2 separate regions of the Homo sapiens genome follow, and region 2 is linked to region 1. Evidence: read pairs that join two places in POLR2A ChIA-PET (ENCODE). Cell type or tissue: PC-3. All regions are shown on one strand. Each heading gives the region's core, and the rest is flanking DNA. Links, peaks and the distances in the headings are about the cores only.

Region 1 (10,023 bases), core at 4,185-8,184:
GACAGGTGGCTTTGCGAGTAGAGCAGCTGGGGTGGGAAGGGGAGGAAAGAAAGGGAATGAGGGTATGCACCCCGACCCTTAACCCCCTAACTCCAGAGCCTGCTTCTGTGTGGGCAGAGGGGGAGCACCAAGGAGAGGTTCCTCTCCCTAAAAAGCAGGAGGGGGAAAGCCTTCGGACCAGTATCCCTGCTGCCCTCAAATCTTTCCCTGGCCCTCCACAGTTCCTCCGTGGTAGCCCATCTATTCCAGCTTTGTCCATAGTCTAAGAGACAAAGGACTATGTTCTGTGTAGGGCCAGGGTGGGAACAGATAATCTATGTCTAATAGCAAATGTAGGCCCCTGGGAGCTTGAGGAAGCAGCCAGAACTCCCACAGCAGCAAGACGGATGTGGGTTAGATTTGAGGCAGGACTTCCACAGAGAGGTGGTAATGATGGAGTAGGCTGATGGAGAGAATCTAATCTCCTTCCCTGGAAAAAAGAAGAATGCTTTCCCCATGTCCCTCCACTCCCTCCCCTTCTCCATCTTCTGGGCCTGGAGGCAGAAGGAGGGTCTGGATGGCTCCTAAGGACCCTGCCCCAGCCTGAGCTGGTGTTCTACCCCGGCAGCGAACCACCCCTGAGCCAGCTGGTGTCCGACTCAGACTCAGAGCTGGACAGCACAGAGCGGCTGGCCCTGGGAAGCACAGACACCTTGTCCAATGGGCAGAAAGCGGACCTGGAGGCTGCGCAGCGCCTGGCCAAGAGGCTGTACCGACTAGATGGCTTCAGGAAGGCCGATGTGGCCCGGCACCTGGGCAAGAAGTAAAGCCACTAGGCTGGGACTGAGGATGGGGGCAGAGGGAATGCATCCTGAAGGCAGCTCTCCATCTAATGTCCCCTGGTCATTGGGTAATCCCCACCTGACCCCCTGCACTTCCCCTTGAGACCCTACCTGTCTCTCTGCCCTGCCCACAGCAATGACTTCAGCAAACTGGTGGCTGGGGAGTACCTCAAGTTCTTTGTCTTCACGGGCATGACTCTGGACCAAGCTCTCAGGTGGGTGTTGACCCCTTGGAGGACAGCCCCCACTCTCCGGGGTTCGTGTTAGGGCCCCAGGATGCCTCCTTTGAGCCCCTCTGTCCCCCACAAGCCGTCCTGACATCACCCTTCCCAAGATGGCTGGGCATGGCCAAGGGCCAGAGCTGCCTGGTAAAGGGACCTTGGGTAGGGGTGATGGGTGGAGGGTCAGGGTGCATACCCTCATCCCCTTTCTCTCCTCCCCTTCCCACCCCAGCTGCTGTACTCTCAAAGCCTCCTGTCACCCCAGAGACAGAGGCTGGAAACTCCTGGTTGCTAGGCAACCCTCTCTTGCCCCTTCTCCAGGGTGTTTCTGAAGGAGCTGGCCTTAATGGGTGAGACCCAGGAACGAGAGCGCGTGCTGGCCCACTTCTCCCAGCGATACTTCCAGTGCAATCCTGAAGCCCTGTCCTCAGAGGGTGAGGAGTTCCGAGAGCAGGGGTGTCCTTAGCTGGCCACAGTGGCAAAATGGGCTGGGCCCTGTGTGTGTGTACAGGAGCATGAGTGTGTGTACAGCAGGGAATGGATGTACATGCGTGTAGGCATGTGAACTTGCATGTGTGCAGACAGCGCTGTCATGGCTGCATGTATGTGGAACTATACATGTGGGCAGGCATATTGCTAGGGTTGAGTGTGTTGTGAAGAGGCAGGAGTTTGCATGCCTGTGCAGGCCAGTGCTTGGCTGGAGAGGGGATTCTGTTTGGCTGCACTGGTCTACAGGACTGTGCTGCGGTTCACTTTCTCGTGGTCCAGGCTTAGAGGCAAGGGAACGTTGGGGCAACTAGTACGTTGGGGCAACTAGCCCTCAGTACTTGAGGGAGCCAGGGACGGGTCCTTGCTGACGGATCTGCTGGAAGAGGAGCTCTTTGTGGGGAGGGTTTACTAGCGGGGTTCAGGAGGTAGGAAGTTGCCGGCCAAAGGGGGTGGGGATGAAATGGGAGGTTGGGGAAGATGGCTGTGGGAAGGGTCCCTGGGAGGCAGCCAAGGCTGAAAGTCAGCTCTCCCCTAGACGGCGCCCACACGCTGACCTGTGCGCTCATGCTGCTCAACACGGATCTCCACGGCCATGTGAGTGGAGGCGGGCGGGCAGGAGCCGGAAAACAAACCCCTGGCCAGACATGCAGGACCTGGGAGGCCAAGGGCCCTCCAAACTCACAGGCCTCCGTTCCCTTCCTTAGAACATCGGGAAGCGCATGACCTGCGGGGACTTCATCGGGAACCTGGAGGGCCTCAATGATGGCGGCGACTTCCCTAGGGAGCTGCTCAAGGTGGGGGGCGGGGCAGGGTAGAAGTCGCTGGAGGGGAAGGATGGAGGACCCAGTCGGCGACGGAGTCCAGAGTCGGAGGGAGGGCAGGGCTGGGGCTTGCCGACCCCCGGCTCCTGCCACGGAAGCCCGGGCTCTCGTGACTCAGCCTGGGGACCGCCCCCTCCCCAGGCCCCACGCGCAGGCTCTCCCGGAACATGCGCACATGCGTGCGGTCGCGACTGCGCACGGCGGGGGAGGGGACCCGGCTCTGGAAAACGCGAGCAGGCGGCCCCGGCCCCTGCGTTTGCCTTCAGTTCCCCTCCTCCAGTGTGCGCTGGGGTGGAAGGCGGGAGTTGCGGGGGTCCCTGCACGGGACAGGGATTGGATGGGGGTACACTCCACACTGCTCCCCCGCCGCGTGGACAGCCAAAAAGACCTTCCCGGTGCTGCTGCGCTGCAGGAACCCGGAGGGAGAGGGGCCTGAGAGGGACTAAGCTTTTCCAAGGTCTGGCAGCGAGTTAGCGCAAAGCTGGAGCTAGAAACTGCTTTCTGGCTCCCTGTGAGCAGGTCCCGTTCCCAGGCGCCAGCTCCATGGCCCGCAACCGAGGGCTCAGATACGTAGGGGCTGGTGCCGGTAGGAGAAGGGAGTGGCTCATCCAGTGGGTTCACTCCTCTCCCTGATCTGGTGGTAGTTTATCTAGAGAGGCCTGGACTCACTTGAAGAAACCCCCAGGCTAGGACAAAGGTGTCTCTGCTCCACTACATACATGTAACAGCACAGGATTGTCCTAGGGCGTTTCTGTGAGCTTGGGGTGCTGGGCTTCTGAGTTTGGGGTATATCTGAGAGGGAACGTCCATGGTGAGCTGGGGTGTTGCTTGAGTTGAGTTGCATCTGTGTGCCCGGGCGTCGTGAATCAAGGGTTTGTATGGCTTGGTGTGTTTGTGCTTTAGGGCTTACGATTCAGAGTGTGTGTTTGAGTTGGGGTGTAGGCTGGATGTTTATGTGTGGTGGGGTTTACATCTTCGAATTGGCCGTGTCTGAGGTATGCCATATGCCTCTGAGTAGGGGGTGTATCTTTGTGAGCTAAAGATTCTAAGTTTTGAAGTGTCCATCTGAATGGGTAGTGTCTGCGAGTTGGGGTGACCGTGAACTGGTGCGTCTGGTTTGTTGGGGTGTATGTCAGAATCGAGGTGTGTTACGTGACTTCAGATCTATATATGGGTGGGGTATCTGCGGGTGAGCTGGATGAGGCCAGGGCTGTTCCTTCCCTGCCTCCGTCCTCCCTCGAGGCCCCTCTTGGCTCAGTGGAAAAGGGCTGCAGGGAAGCGGTCCGACCTCTCCCCTCCCACCACCCCAACCCAGACCAGCCAGAAGGGAGTTCCAGACCCTGCCGGGTCCGCCCAGCGTCACAGCCCCAGGCCTAGCGGTGCTCTCAGCCTCCCTGGAGCTGCCACCCACGCTGGCCTCCCCAGGCTCCTCCCCGTGGCCGCGCGGGGAGGGCCCCCTTCGCGATCGGGCGCCTCCATTTCATGCGGTCCCCGCCCCCAGCCCTCGCCCTCCCTTTCCCGTCGGCGCCCCCCTCCCGCTCTAGCCAAGCCGCAGAGCAGACAGCGCCGCCGCCGCCGCCGCGCACTCCGTGCGTCCGTGAGAGCCGGGCCGGCTCGGGCCGGGCCGCGCCGCTCGCGCTGGCTGTCGGGGGAGCGGTCCGCGGGCCGTCCGGGCGGCCCGGGGGCCGAGGGCGGACGGGGGCATGGCCGGGGGCCGCGGCGCGCCGGCCGGGCCAGCATGATCGGCGTCAACAGCATCCACAGCAGCGCCGGGCGGCTGCGCTCGCGCTCGCTGTGCTCCGTGCGCTACGGGCGCACCCACCGCGGCGCGGAGACCCTGTGCTACGGCTGGCCGCAGCGCTCGCGCAGCCTCAAGCCCGTGCTCTACACCGACCTGGTGGTCAGCCGCCTGCAGAGCCGCAAGAAGAAAAAGGCGGTGAGGGCGTTGGGGCCGCGGCCCACGCCAGGTTGCGGGGCGACCGAGGGGGCGGCTTGTGGGAGGCACCGAGGGCGGTGCCAACCGAGGGCGGAGCCTGGTAGGGACAGAGGTCATGGGCAGCCAGAGGCGGGCACGGGCTGGGGGGGCAGGGAGGGCACAGACCCTGGGGCCAAGGTGGGCCTCAAAAACCGAAGAGGCTTTTCTAGATTGAATATGACTTGCGGCCCACCGATGGGGTTCAGGGCCCTCGAATGAGGTGTGATGGTGGGCCGAAGGGGGTCCTGAGACAGGGCAGGGGATGAACTAGAAGGCGGGAGGCAAGGATTGCAGGTTGGATCTTGGTGGCCACTTCCGCTTTCTGGCCAGAGAGTTGCGGAGTGAGGGTTAAGGGTCTGAGCCATGCTGGGTTTCGTCTGGGTGTGTGCTGGAAGGTCTATGTGTTGATTTGCCTTGGTTGTGCTGGGGGCGGTGGAGTGGGGGTTGGAGGCTGTGGGGTACACCCATCCCCAGATAGGGTGTGAACAGTGTGTGCCCAGTTGGGATGCCTGGTTTGCCTTGTGGCTGGGCATGGCTGTGGGCAGTGAGAGAGTCAGAGACTGTGGTTTGTTGGGAGGAGTGAAGGGGAGGCTGTGTCCCATCACAGGGAAGGTGCCTACGTCACCACTGCACCCAGCTCACATGCAGGCAGCATCACACGCCACACACTTAGCCCAACATGCACATGCTGGGGACACACCCACTCACGGACAGGCTGACGGAAGTACCCCACAGTTGGAGGTGCTGGCGTGGACCCATATTCCAGACCACTCTGGAGAAGAGGGGACCCCATGCCACTCCTGGAGCCTATTCTCTCTTCTGACCACCCCAGGACCCCCAAATGTCCCCAGGCCAACTGCACAGAGGGGAAGTGGCTGGTTCACATCGCACAGAGTTTGGGCTATGCAGGGATTGGAAGCTAAAACCACTGCTTTTTAGAGGAGTGTTCACTCTCCAGTGACAAAGTGTGCACGTGGGCAGGGCGTTGGACCACCCTGGCATTTGGCTTGGTGGGGCTGTCAGGGTTAGGGGGAGGCCTCAGCTTGTCTTGGTGTTGGGAGCCATGATAGTGTATTCTCTATTAGGGAAGGAAAGTGCTGAGAGGGCGAGTCCCCTATCCTGGGGTCGCAGTTTCCCCATATGCTATGTGTGGGCTCATCCTGTGGAAACAGGCCAGAGCGCGTGGTTGGGGGAAGGGGAATTTCTTGGGCTGCTTTTCCCGTTCCCTCCAGGGCTGTGCTTCTCCAGCCCAGGATCTGAGCAGGACAGCCCCTTAACAACAATAAAGATAATAATAGCAACAACCATTTACTGTGCGTCAGCCTTGTGCTGGGATGCCCTGTGCTAACTGCCTGTGCCCACATGTTACTACGTTTGTTCCTCTCCATGGATACTTGCCCGAAGTCATGCAGCTCAGGTGGTGGAGCCGGGTCTGGGTCTCCATTCTGGAGCCTGTATTTTTGGTCATTATATCTTGCTGCCCTTTCCCCTTAGTTCTGGCTCATCTCTCAAGTTAGAGGGGAAGGCTCTAAGCTCTGACACTGCGGTACTGACCCACAACCCCCTAATTTGTTCCCCCCACCCCCCAGGCCTTGTACAGCTCCATCAAGAATGAGAAGCTGCAGTGGGCCATGTGAGTCCCGGGGCTGCGTGGTGGGGCTAGGATGGGGCATGGGGAAGGGGCTGCCTGGGGAGGCTGAGAGAGCTGGGGTAGGCCCTGGGTGGGGGTAGGGGAGGGGAGTGAGAGGCCATGAGAGGCAGTGAGGCTGCCTCACTTCCTTCTTTGGAGATGTCTGCCTGGATTTGGGGTTCTGTATCTTGTCTCTAGCTGGGTTGTTATGACAAGTGGGTTGGGGTGGGAGGAGAGGTGCTGAAACATCAAAGGGAGGTCCCCTGGCAACCTGAGTGGGAAAGCAGAAGCCTCTGGAAGCAGGGCCTTGACCAGCAGCACAAGAGGCCCTCACAGGTCCTAGGGAGCCCAGATGTCACAGAACAAAACAAGTAACCATGCTGTCTGTTCTTGGAAGGCTCCAATAGAAACATAGATACTCGGCCAGGCGAGGTGGCTCACGCCTGTAATCCCAGCACTTTGGGAGGCCAAGGCGGGCAGATCACGAGGTCAGGAGATCAAGACCATCCTGGCTAAAACGGTGAAACCGTCTCCACTAAAAACACAAAAAATTAGCCGGGCGTGGTGGCACGCACCTGTAGTCTCAGCTACTCAGGAGGCTGAGGCAGGAGAATGCTGTGAACCCGAGAGGTGGAGCTTGCAGTGAGCCGAGATCCCGCCACTGCACTCCAGCCTGGGTGACAGAGAGAGACTCCGTCTCAAAAAAAAAAAAAAAAAGAAAAAAGAAACACAGAGACTCATAAGTAAGTCTTGGAAGAGTCTAGTCTTCTAGTCTGAGGGAAGAAATCCAGTTTGGGCCTTGGGGTCCCCAGTCTGAGGGTAGAGGCCTTATCTTCACAGTTCATAGATCATTCAAATTTGCCGTTATCCACTGAGACTCCCTCACTGTCCAGTTAGCTGGGAGTTCCCAGTCATTGGAGATCTCAGGGGAGGTGCAGCTCAGGATTAGGGTGCAGGGGGAGATCAGGGAAGGCTTTTGGAGGGTTGAGACTGGGGCCATGAAGTTGGGGCAACATTTGGGAAGAGGAAAGGGGAAGCTGGAATTTGGGAGGCAAAGGTGTGGTGGCTGAAATGAGTATGGGGTGGGGGACCAAGGGAGGCAGGCCTAGCTGGGACGGAGAAAAACACTGTTGGGGGAGATGCAGTGTAGGCTCCATATGGGAAGTAACAGGGAACTACCACAGGTTCTTGAGCAAGGGAGTGACAAGATAGAATCCGAAATTTTGTATCTGACTGAGCCTGTAGACCAGGATGTATGGGGTTGGGGTGGGGGCGGCACTAGGAAACTACTTCTTCCATCTGCTACCATTTAGCCCACAAACCGTGAGCAAAGCCTGGGGCTGGATGTGGTTGAGCCAGCGGAGGCAGGCCCGGGGCTGTCCTGGTGGAGAAGGGTGTGAGGGCTGCAGGTGTGCAGCAATGGAGAGGATAGTGCTGGCCCTACTTGCTGGGAGGAAGGGACAGTGGTGGCTCTAGGCTGGGGAGCTCTGAGGGAGGTGCCCTGCTCTGAGGAGGCACAGCTACACATTGTGGAGGCCTGATCTGAGACGGGAGACATGGCAGGACCCTCAGGTTGAGCCCCCCAAGCCACAAACACTGGGGGAGCTTTTCCAGGGCGAGCAGAGGCCAGAACTGAAGCGGGGGCCGCGGCTCCATGGCCAGCCCCCTCTGAGGTGATCACACCTGCAGAGACGAGGAGGAGCTGAGACGCTCTCTGTCTGAGTTGGCCGACCCCAACCCCAAGGTCATCAAGCGGATCAGCGGGGGCAGTGGCAGTGGCTCCAGCCCTTTCCTGGACCTGACTCCCGAGCCTGGGGCTGCCGTCTACAAGCACGGGGCCCTGGTGCGAAAGGTGCACGCAGACCCTGACTGCAGGAAGAGTATGTGGCCGAGTTGCGGGGGGCGGGCGTCTAGGGGATGGATGGGAGTGGGCCTGTTCCAGGGCCCCCTGACCTGTCTTCTCTCCCCGCAGCACCTCGGGGCAAGCGGGGCTGGAAGAGCTTCCACGGGATCCTCAAGGGCATGATCCTCTACCTGCAGAAGGTGCGGGGTCAGGCCAGGGGGCTGGGGCTGGGACTGAGTTGGCTGGTGGGTGTGGGGTGATGGGTGGGAATAGGAGGGGCTGGGCCAGGCTGCATTTGGGGCCAGGACAAGATGGACACCCCTGCAGGAGGAGTACAAGCCTGGGAAGGCCCTTTCAGAGACGGAGCTCAAGAATGCCATCAGCATCCACCATGCCCTGGCCACTCGTGCCAGTGACTACAGCAAGAGGCCCCACGTCTTCTACCTGCGCACAGCTGACTGGCGGGTCTTCCTCTTCCAGGCCCCGTGAGTGCCCTCCTCCTGCCCATCCCGGACCCCTTCCCCCACCTCCCATCCTGCTCCCCTCCCTGTCCCTGGATTTTTTCATTCCTTCTCAGGCCACACTTGAGCCAGGACTGGCATCCTGGGACAGAAACCCTGGGCCCAGGTCCCAAAGGGCTGTGCTTTCTCCCCAGGAGCCTGGAGCAGATGCAGTCCTGGATCACTCGCATCAATGTAGTAGCCGCTATGTTCTCTGCGCCCCCCTTCCCAGCTGCTGTTAGCTCCCAAAAGAAGTTCAGCCGCCCTCTCCTGCCCAGCGCTGCCACCCGCCTCTCCCAGGTAGCCCAAGCTCTGTCCACCTAGTGCCAGTGGGATGGAGGGTGTTAGGCTCAGGCCCACTGCACTCAAGGCTGCTGCGTGTGATCGTGGAGATGTCCCCTGCACCAGGATGCTGGCCACAGGGGTGAGCAGGGACTGAAATCCAGCCCCCACTGGGTCCCGCTTGCCGGCTGGGAACCCAAACATAGTGCTTTGTTTGTCCAAAGGAAGGGGCATCTTTTTTTTTTTTTTTTTTGAGATGGAGTCTCGCTCTGTTGCCCAGGTGGGAGTGCCGTGGCACGATCTCAGCTCACTGCAAGCTCTGCCTCCCGGGTTCACGCCGTTCTCCTGCCCCAGCCTCCTGAGTAGCTGGGACTACAGGCACCTGCCACCACGCCTGGCTAATTTTTTATATTTTTAGTAGAGACGGGGTTTCACCGTGTTAGCCAGGATGGTCTCGATCTCCTGACCTCGTGATCCGCCCGCCTTGGCCTCCCAAAGTGCTGGGATTACAGGCGTGAGCCACCGCGCCCGGCTGGAAGGGGTATCTTTTTAAAAATCTGCAGAGGCACTGTATAGGGCAGAGTGACCATGACCATGCCTCCCCCTGGCCGCTAGGAGGAGCAGGTGCGGACCCACGAGGCCAAGCTGAAGGCCATGGCAAGTGAGCTGCGGGAGCACCGGGCCGCCCAGCTGGGCAAGAAGGGCCGGGGCAAGGAGGCTGAAGAGCAGCGGCAGAAGGAGGCCTACCTGGAGTTTGAGGTGAGCCTCCCTGTCTGCCCCTCTGTCCACACACGCAGGCCCATACTAGGGTGAAGGGCATGAACTCTAACAGTGGAACCGGCCGGAGGTCCTTGGGCAGGTTGCTTAACCTAAGCCTCAGTTTCCTCCTCTGTGCAACAAGGATAACATTTGACATCCACTGGGGTCTCGAGGTGAGGCATGTCTCAAGCGTGCCATTTCCCCAGCTCTAGTAAAGGCTCAAGACACATTAGGTTATAGATGATGGTCCCAGGAGAGCCCAGAGGGGGCACCAGCCCGCATGGGACCATCTCACAGTCCTGGGTGGGCACCTGCCATCTTCTGCCCTGCTGGCGGCCCTCCCTGGTCCAGATGGTGGGGTGGGCAGAAGGCAGAGAAGAGGCTCTCACAGCCCCTGCCCCTCTGCCTCAGAAATCCCGCTACAGCACCTATGCAGCGCTGCTTCGGGTCAAGCTGAAGGCAGGCAGTGAGGAGCTGGATGCAGTGGAGGCAGCACTGGCCCAGGCCGGGAGCACAGAGGATGGACTCCCTCCTTCTCACTCCAGTCCCTCCCTGCAGCCCAAACCCTCCAGCCAGCCCCGGGCTCAGCGTCACAGCTCAGAGCCTCGGCCAGGGGCAGGCAGTGGGCGGCGGAAGCCCTGAGATGAGGTTTAGGGTGGGGAGTGCCTGCTGGGCACCTGAA
Region 2 (8,174 bases), core at 4,085-8,084, 100 kb before region 1:
GGACGCCTCACGCTTGCTTGGTGGTCCAGATCACCTGTTCTTAGCAGGGAACTCCACCATCTCATGCAAATAGTCATCCTGACACTGAACATCCCTGAGAGGAAAGGCAGAGGGACCAGGCTTCAGGGAGGTGTGCCCCCCAATGAGCCTGCAGAACACTTCTTTTAGCCTGCTAAACTTAGCCAGGGGTGGGTCCAGTGGCTTAGGGAGGCATTCTGGTTGCCAGCCTCATGAGAGCTCTAGGAGGAGGGCAAAGGTCCAACCAGAGGAGGGACCAAGCTCCCAGTACAGATGTGTATGGCGAAGAAAGGATCTCTCTTGGAAACGACATGTTAAAAAGTTCCTGCAGGCCAGGCGGGATGGCTCACACCTGTAATCCCAGCACTTTGGGAGGCTGAGGTGGGTGGATCACCTGAGGTCAGGAGTTCGAGACCAGCCCGGCCAACATGGTGAAACCCCGTCTCTACTAAAAATACAAGAATTAGCCAGGCATGGTGGCATGCGCCTGTAGTCCCAGCTACTTGGGAGGCTGAGGCAGGTGAATCACTTGAACCAGGGAGGTGGAGGTTGCAGTGAGTGAGATCACACCATTGCACTCCAGCCTGGGTGACAGAGCAAGACTCCGTCTCAAAAAAAAAAAAAAAAAAAGTTCCGGCAAACTAAGCTTTGAGGAGGAAAAATTAGCATTTCTCAACTGCAGGAGACGGAGGCCACACTAAACAACAAGTGGAAAAGTTAATCTGTATCCAGTGTTTTAATAAATAACTCATGCGGGTGCAGAGCCCAGCTAAGAAGAACACAAGGGAAAGGGAGGCTCTCCACCAACCGGGTGGAGGCAGCCCCAGAAAGCCGGTCAGCGGCAGTTCCAGACCCCACGGGGGGTGCAGAACTGCTCCAAACTCCACTGGACATGTGCGCCAAGAAGTCACATTTGTGAGACAGAGCCTAGATCACCCATGGTGGTGAGGCATGGGCATGACCCATGCTTTTGGGCCAACTCCACACAAAGGCTGTCTTTGGAACCAGCCCGACTTGTACAGCAGATGACCTGCCCTGGGAAAATCCCACCAGGGAAGTCTGCCTGAGTTCTCAAATGCACTCTCCAACTACCCAGCCTTCCAGCCTCGGTTAGGGCCCCATAGGCTCTGTCTAGCCAGAGCTGTTGGTGGTACCAGGGACAGCCAGAAATCCTCACAGAGTGATGCTGAAACCACTTCTACAGCCGCATAGATCCCCACATTCCAGTCCACAGCTAGCTGGCCATGAAGGGGAAGGCCAGAGCTGCAAGCTCCGACAGCACTTGGCAGCTGAGGCTCAGCTGTCTGACACCTCCCAAGTCCCAGGGAAGAGTCCCACAGGACAATTTCTCCACTCAGGTCAGTTGGGAGCAGCCTTGGGGTTCCTAGAAAAGCACTCTGTTCTCTCCTGTGGCTGCCCAGACCTGGAACTTGTTCCATCTCTCCAACTTCAGAAATGGCTTCTTAAGAATCTTGATCAAAACAAGTGCTCTCTTGCCTGGTTTCCTTTAGTGAATGTGAATAAGGAAAGAACTTGAATGAAAATGGCCATCCCAAGGCTTATCAAATCATCATACTCTTCATCCCTTTTAGGGTTACCAGGGTGGGCATCCCCTCCTGACCCTGAAGCATGCCTGCCAGGAGCAAGAAGAAATGCAGAGGACCCCTCGCTTCTGCCTGTCCCTACCCTCAACAGGCTGTGAGGAGAAGGAAAGATCATAATAGGAGGAGGTACACAGCAGGCATTTAATAAATGCCGTTGCCAGGAGCACTGGCTCTTGCCTGCAATTCCAGCACTTTGAGAGGCCAAGGCAGGAGGATTGCTTGAGTCCAGTAGTTCGAGACCAGCCTGGGCAACATAGCAAGACCTCGTGTCAACAATAAAAAAAAAAAAATTTGCCGGGTGTGGTGGTGCATGCCTGTGGTCCCAGCTACTTGGGAGGCTGAGGTAGGAGGATCGTTTGAGCCAGAGTGGTTGAGGCTGCAGTGAGCCGTGACCTCGCCACTGCCCTCCAGCCTAGGCAACAGAGCGAGACCATCTCAAAAATAAAAATAAAAATAAATTCATATCAGTTTAAAAAAGGAGAGGATAACTTAAAAGGAACATGAAGTAAATAATACTACAAGTGGCAACAATTATGAAAGTGGCACTAGAAGTTTTTGAAATACTGAGCTAGAAGGTTTTTCAAGTCCCTCTCACTCCTAAAAGCGTTGTTGGTACCGCGTCAGGCTGCAGATGGCATCCCAGGCCCCTTCCTACAGGGTTCCTCTCAAACGCTACCTCCTCACTGCAGCCTCTAGCAATTCAGCAGCCTCACTAGAAGTTACTCCCTCTGCTCTGCTCCCAGACCGTGTTTTACACCCATGGACTGTAGCATTTATTACTCAATATTATAACCATCTTTACATGTTTATCTCCCCTCTAGAACATGAGCTCCTTCAGACAAGAATTATGTCTTGCTATTTTATCCCCCAAGACATCTATTACGATGTTCTGTGTCTGATACAAAGTAGGTGCTTGATGAATGTGTGCTGAAAAAATGAATCAATGCTTCTGCTCCTTTTTTGCTGAAGAGAAGACACAGACAGTGGAAGAATTGTTGCCAGAGATCCATTTGCCATCATTCCAACCCAGCGCCCCTTAGCACTTAAGCTGGATGGCAGAACACTTGCCTTTCTGGCCTAGCTTTGAGTACTAATTTAAATGAGGATTCATTAAGTCATTTTAAAGAGGCCCCACCATTACGAAATGTGTGGAAAATCACATTTTTCTTCAAGAAACTTAACAGGATCAAAAAGAAACCAGTCATCCCAGTACAAAGCCAATTATAAAGGTACCTATTCGTGTTTTATTATTTTTCTTTCTTTATTTATTTTTTGAGATAGGGTCTCGCTCTGTTACCCAAACTGGAGCGCAGTAGTGCAATTATGGCTTACTGCAGCTTCAAACTCCCAGGCTCCAGTGATCCTCCCACCTCAGCCCCCCAAGCAGCTAGGGCTACGATGCACACCACCATGTCTGGCTAATTTCTGTATTTTCTGTAGAGATGGGGGAGGGTCTCACTATGTTCCCCAGGCTGGTGTCAAACTCCTGGGCTCAAGCGATCCTCCTGCCTTGACCTCCAAAGTGCTAGGACTATAGGCATGAGGCACCATGCGCAGCCTATAGAAGTACTTTTGACTTCTGCAACATAGACCAGAACTGGGTAAATATCTGAGAACATTCCTTCCACATTCTTCTAGTGCCAGGATGTAATACTGGAAAATACTAGGCTTGATTGGTGACATGAAAACCCAAATAGAGGTTTCACTCTTGTCATAAATGACATATGAATACAAAGTGCTGTACCATGTAGAAATGAAACACATGTAAGAGGATAGTATTAAACCAGAAAAAAACAATAAGAAAGGTCCTATTTCAAATTAAGAGGTTGCCCCTTCTGAAATATGAGGCTTGCTCAATCACATTCTTCATGTTATTTTGGGCCTTGGGCCTATACCTAGCAGGTAGACTGGAAGAATCCTTAAGCCACATAGGAAATGATATTCTTTTAACCAGAATAAATCTGTCAACAAAAAGGTACAGGCTAGCTGCACTAAATACTCTCTGCAGGTTCTTATTAAAAATATAAATTAAGGTCCAGCATAGTCTCTTTACTCCCCACATCTGTTTGCTATTCTATCTCCATTATTAATACTGTAATGCTGGGTCCCCATTCAGGCAAGATTAATTCCCTCTTCCCAAATCCTTCTGCTGACACTGCAATGAATCCATTTGGAAGGCTGTAAAGGCAGCTGCAGACATTGCTCCCAACACGTGACCAGCGAAGAGATGAAACCTGGGCCTCTGAGCTTAACAAGAGAGAAGAGGAAGTTGGGTTAGGCCTGTGTTCAGAGAGGTGGAATAGCCCAGTGGTTAAAAGCTCAAACTCTGAGGCTGAATACAGTGGTTCACGCCTGTAATCCCAACACTCTGGGAGGCCAAGGCAGGAAGATCGCTTCAGCCCAGGCATCTGAGACCAGCCTGGGCAACATAGTGAGACCTCAACTCTACAGAAAATTTGAAAAATTAGCCAGGTGTGGTGGTGCATGCCTGTAGTCCCAGCTCCTTGGCAGGTTAAGGTGGGATAATTGCTTGAGCCCAGGAGGTTGAGGCTGCAGTGAGCCATGACTGAGCCACTACACTCCTGCCTGGGTGACAGAGCGTGACCCTGTCTCAAAAAACAAAACAAAAAAGCTCAAACTTTGGACTCAAACAGCCCAATTCAATCCCAGCTCTTTTACCCCTAGATCTGTAACTTTAGCAATTCATTTAACCCCTCAAGAGACTCATTTTTCTTATCTATAAAATAGGAATAACGAGACCCTGATAAGATTGTAAAGCATTTAACACAATGACACGGAAGACAGTAAGTACTAAACAAAGGGAAAAAAGGCTATCATCATCTTCTTTATGATACCATCATCATCTCCAGAATTGGTCGCTATGCAAAGGCAGGACAGGACGAGTCCTGCTACTCTTTCAACCTGCCCAGGTTAAGCAGCCACCACCAAGATAGAAAAGACATGGTATAAGGGGCAAAAAAGTACAAAAGGCAAAAACCAGAAGAGGATATGACAATACAAATAAAATCAGCTCTTGATTAACCATGCTAATGAGGTTGAGGGAAGACTATTTATTTTATTTTTAATTGACAGAATACAAACATAGAAAGATTACATTTAAATTGAAGAAAAGAAACTCTCCATCAAAAGAATATAAATAAAAAAAACTTTGTTTATTTTCATTATTATTATTATTATTATTACTTTTTTTTTTTTTTTTGAGATGGAGTTTCACTCTTGTTGCCCAGGCTGGAGTACAATGGCACAATCTTGGCTCACTGCAACCTACTCCTCCCAGGTTCAAGCAATTATCCTGCCTCAGCCTCCCTAGTAGCTGGGATTACAGGCATGTGCCACCACGCCCGGCTAATTTTATTATTTTTAGTAGAGACAGGGTTTCTCCATGTTGGTCAGGCTTGTCTCAAACTCCCAACCTCAGGTGATCCGCCTGCCTCGACCTCCCAAAGTGCTGGGATTATAGGCGTGAGCCACCACACCCAGCCTAATTATTATTTTTTTAAGACACAGTTTCACTCTGTTGCCCAGGCTGGAGCACAGTGGCACGATCTCAGCTCACTGCAACCTCTGCCTCCCAGGTTCAAGTGATTCTCGTGCCTCAGCCTCCGGGGTAGTTGGGAGTACAGGCACATGCTACCATGCCTGGCTAATTTTTTGTATTTTTAGTAGAGACAAGGTTTCACCATGTTGGCCGGGCTGGTCTCGAACTCCTGACCTCAAGTGAGCCACCTGCCTCAGCCCCACAAAGTGCTGGGATTACAGGCATGAGCCACTGTGCCCAGCCAAAAAAAATCTTTTTAAAATATAGATGGTAGCAGGCCGGGCACAGTCGTCACGCCTGTAATCCCAGCACTTTGGGAGGCCGAGGCAGGCAGATCACGAGGTCAGGAGATCAAGACCATCCTGGCTAACATGGTGAAACCCCGTCTCTACTAAAAATACAAAAATTAGCTGGGCGTGGTGGTGGGTGCCTATAGTCCCAGGTACTCAGGAGGCTGAGACAGGAGAATGGCGTGAACCCGGCAGGTGGAGCTTGCAGTGAGCCAAGATCACCCCACTGCACTCCAGCCTGGGCAACAAAGCGAGACTCTGTTTCTAAAAAAAATAGTTGGTAGCTTATTGGAGTACATGATATAATTGCTCAAAAGGCAAGAGAATACAGTCATTAACAGTATGAACTCTGAGTTGGGCACAGTGGCTCACACCCATAATCCCGACACTTTGGGAAGCTGAGGTGGAAGAACTGCTTAAGCCCAGGAGTTTGAGACCAGCCTGGGCAACATGGTGAAACCCTGTCTCTACAAAAAAATTACAAAAATTAGCTGGGCATGGTGGTGCTTGCCTGTCGTCCCAGCTACTCGGGAGGCTGAGGTTGGAGGATCACCTGAGCCTAGGGAGGTCGAGGCTGCAGTGAACCATGATCATACCACTGCACTCTAGCCTGGATGACAGAGTGAGACCCTATCTCCAAAAAAAAGCATATAGGGCAACAAACGGAAGCAGACTAAGATAAAAAAATAAATAAATACAGGTTAAAAGGAAGTAGGTAAGATAGATAAAGGATAAGAGATGAACAGATTTGTGATAAAGCAAGTATAAAGTTAACAGTAGAATCTGGGTTGTGGGTATATGAGTGTTCACTATAAAATCCTTCCAACTTTGCTTTATGTTTAAAATGTTTCATAATAAGCTAGGGGAATAAAAGGAAGTAGACACAGAGGCATCAGCCCAAGTTCTGAGTCATAACCATGCTACCTTCCTGTCCTATGAGCCCAAACTCCAGGGCAAGCTTAGAAAAACCTGATTTGGGAATCCTGCTCATCAAGACTTTCCTGCACTAGATAAGCAGGAATCAGGTGTTAACGAGGACCACCTTGGCATGAGTAGATATAGTCAGAGGGCAGAAATGCAGAGGTTCCACGGAGAAGTACCATGCTCACAGCACTATGACATTGTCACCCCTGCTCAGGAAGACCTCAGGAATAAGGCTCTGGATAAAGAACAGGTGGCATATACTCACTCATGGACTCTGTTGTCACCATAGAGATCACTCAGGCCGAAGCTGATGTAGTGCCAGTGCTCGGGGATGTTAGCAGAAGGGCTCCCCACATTCCTGTACATGCTAACATAGTCCAAGGGGTCTGGGCCACCCAACCTGCAAAAAACAAAACACAGGGGTGTTAGTGTAAGCCTGGAAATCAGACAATGTCAAGCTAAGGCGCTCTACTTTGTAAACCTAAAGGACCCATCCTGGAGGAACCTGGGTGAAAGGTAACTAAACAGAGGCCACATCTCTCCAGAATGAGACTAAGGGATGGACAGCTAAGGCTGCCCAACTCTGCAAGCCCAAGAGGCTCCCTTCTCCTACCCCTGAAAGACTGGGCCTCTTTTAGAAATAAAACAGACTGGATGGTTACCCATTTTGCTTTCTCCTGTTTCAAATTACCGATCCCAAATGAGATTGGCAGGGATTGTCTCTCTTCTGTGGTGCCTGTATACATGCCAAGCTTCAAGGCAAGAGGTACATCAGTCAATCAATTGGCCTCTGTTGAAAGACCATCCCAAGCATCCCCAATGGGCATTGTTCCTGGAAGCAGAGGCTCTGCTCCACTCCAGCCTCTTAGACAGCTAATTCCTGAAAGACTATATTGTGCCCTATGTTAATTACAGTTTGTTCTAAACAAACCCAAAGCCTCTAGTCTGTGCTGACACCAGCCTGCACCCCATAGACCAAAGCTGGTCTCTTATCATTGCAAGTGACAAAGGCCAAACTTAGGCTTAACTTAGTTCTGCACAGAGAACTGCAGAAGGAGTCAAACTGCGCCCTGTGAGCATCTGCACCCAGAAAATGATCCCAGGAGAGACTGCCACATCAAAGGTAGAGCTGGGATGGTAAATGATTTGGGGCCTCTCAGGACCACATTAAATTTCCCCCACCATTCAACTGAGAAGGAGTTGCGGAAGAGATTCAGTTATTATCTCACTCTGAGGATTTAATACAATAAGAGTTCCCTTTAGTAATCAGTGCTTTTTAAAAAAAATCCTGTTTTGGCCGGGCACGGTGGCTCACACCTGTAATCTCTGCACTTTGGGAGGCCGAAGTGGGTGGATTACTTGAGGTCAGGAGTTTGAGACCAGCCTGGCCAACATGGTGAAACCCCATCTCTACTAAAGATACAAAAAATTAGCCAGGTGTGGTGGCAGGTGCCTGTAATCCCAGCTATTTGCTATTTGAGAGGCTGAGGCAGGAGAATCGCCTGGACAACAGAGGCAGAGGTTGCAGGGAGCCAAGATTGCGCCACTGCACTCCAGCCTGGGTGACAGAGTGAGACTTTGTCTAAAAAAAAAAAAAAAAAAAAAAATGGATAAGAAATTTTGGTAGCTAGAGAAATAGACCAAATAGAAACCATCAGTGGAAGGAAGTCTGCATTTAGCCCACAAACACGGCATTTGAGCTGCCTCAAACATCTGACCATTCCACAGACTGCAAAAGCTTCACCTGCCCCTGGGACATCGATGGAGTACACTTTGCAA

What was found. ChIA-PET counts read pairs that join two places held together with the same protein. Peaks named below come from ENCODE experiments on the same cell type or tissue, not always from the same donor. Only the 100,000 strongest peaks of a DNase experiment are listed, where the experiment ranks them.
Region 2: POLR2A ChIA-PET joins it to region 1 with 5 read pairs; 12 of 35 experiments call an interaction of 5 or more read pairs at or near these places.

Annotation. Positions count from the first base shown.
Region 1 is chr10:102,403,160-102,413,182 of GRCh38, reverse strand. It overlaps PSD (pleckstrin and Sec7 domain containing), which reads left to right. Exons shown (of 17, transcript NM_002779.5): 6 at 608-802; 7 at 956-1,036; 8 at 1,364-1,476; 9 at 2,067-2,125; 10 at 2,236-2,325; 11 at 5,917-5,960; 12 at 7,647-7,837; 13 at 7,930-8,000; 14 at 8,128-8,285; 15 at 8,456-8,600; 16 at 9,198-9,341; 17 at 9,753-10,023. The coding sequence ends at 9,983. Among named protein-coding and RNA genes, the nearest start is that of PSD, 11 kb to the left of the region's middle. RefSeq lists silencers at 1-39, 4,280-4,399, 9,077-9,371 and enhancers at 1,706-2,387, 2,388-3,070. In PC-3, for the core only: no CTCF peak of the experiment used is centred there; no DNase peak of the experiment used is centred there.
Region 2 is chr10:102,507,790-102,515,963 of GRCh38, reverse strand. It overlaps SUFU (SUFU negative regulator of hedgehog signaling), which reads right to left. Exons shown (of 12, transcript NM_016169.4): 2 at 6,661-6,795. Among named protein-coding and RNA genes, the nearest start is that of SUFU, 7.9 kb to the right of the region's middle. RefSeq lists an enhancer at 3,658-3,797. In PC-3, for the core only: no CTCF peak of the experiment used is centred there; a DNase peak (open chromatin) is centred at 6,393; H3K27ac peaks cover 1,127 bases.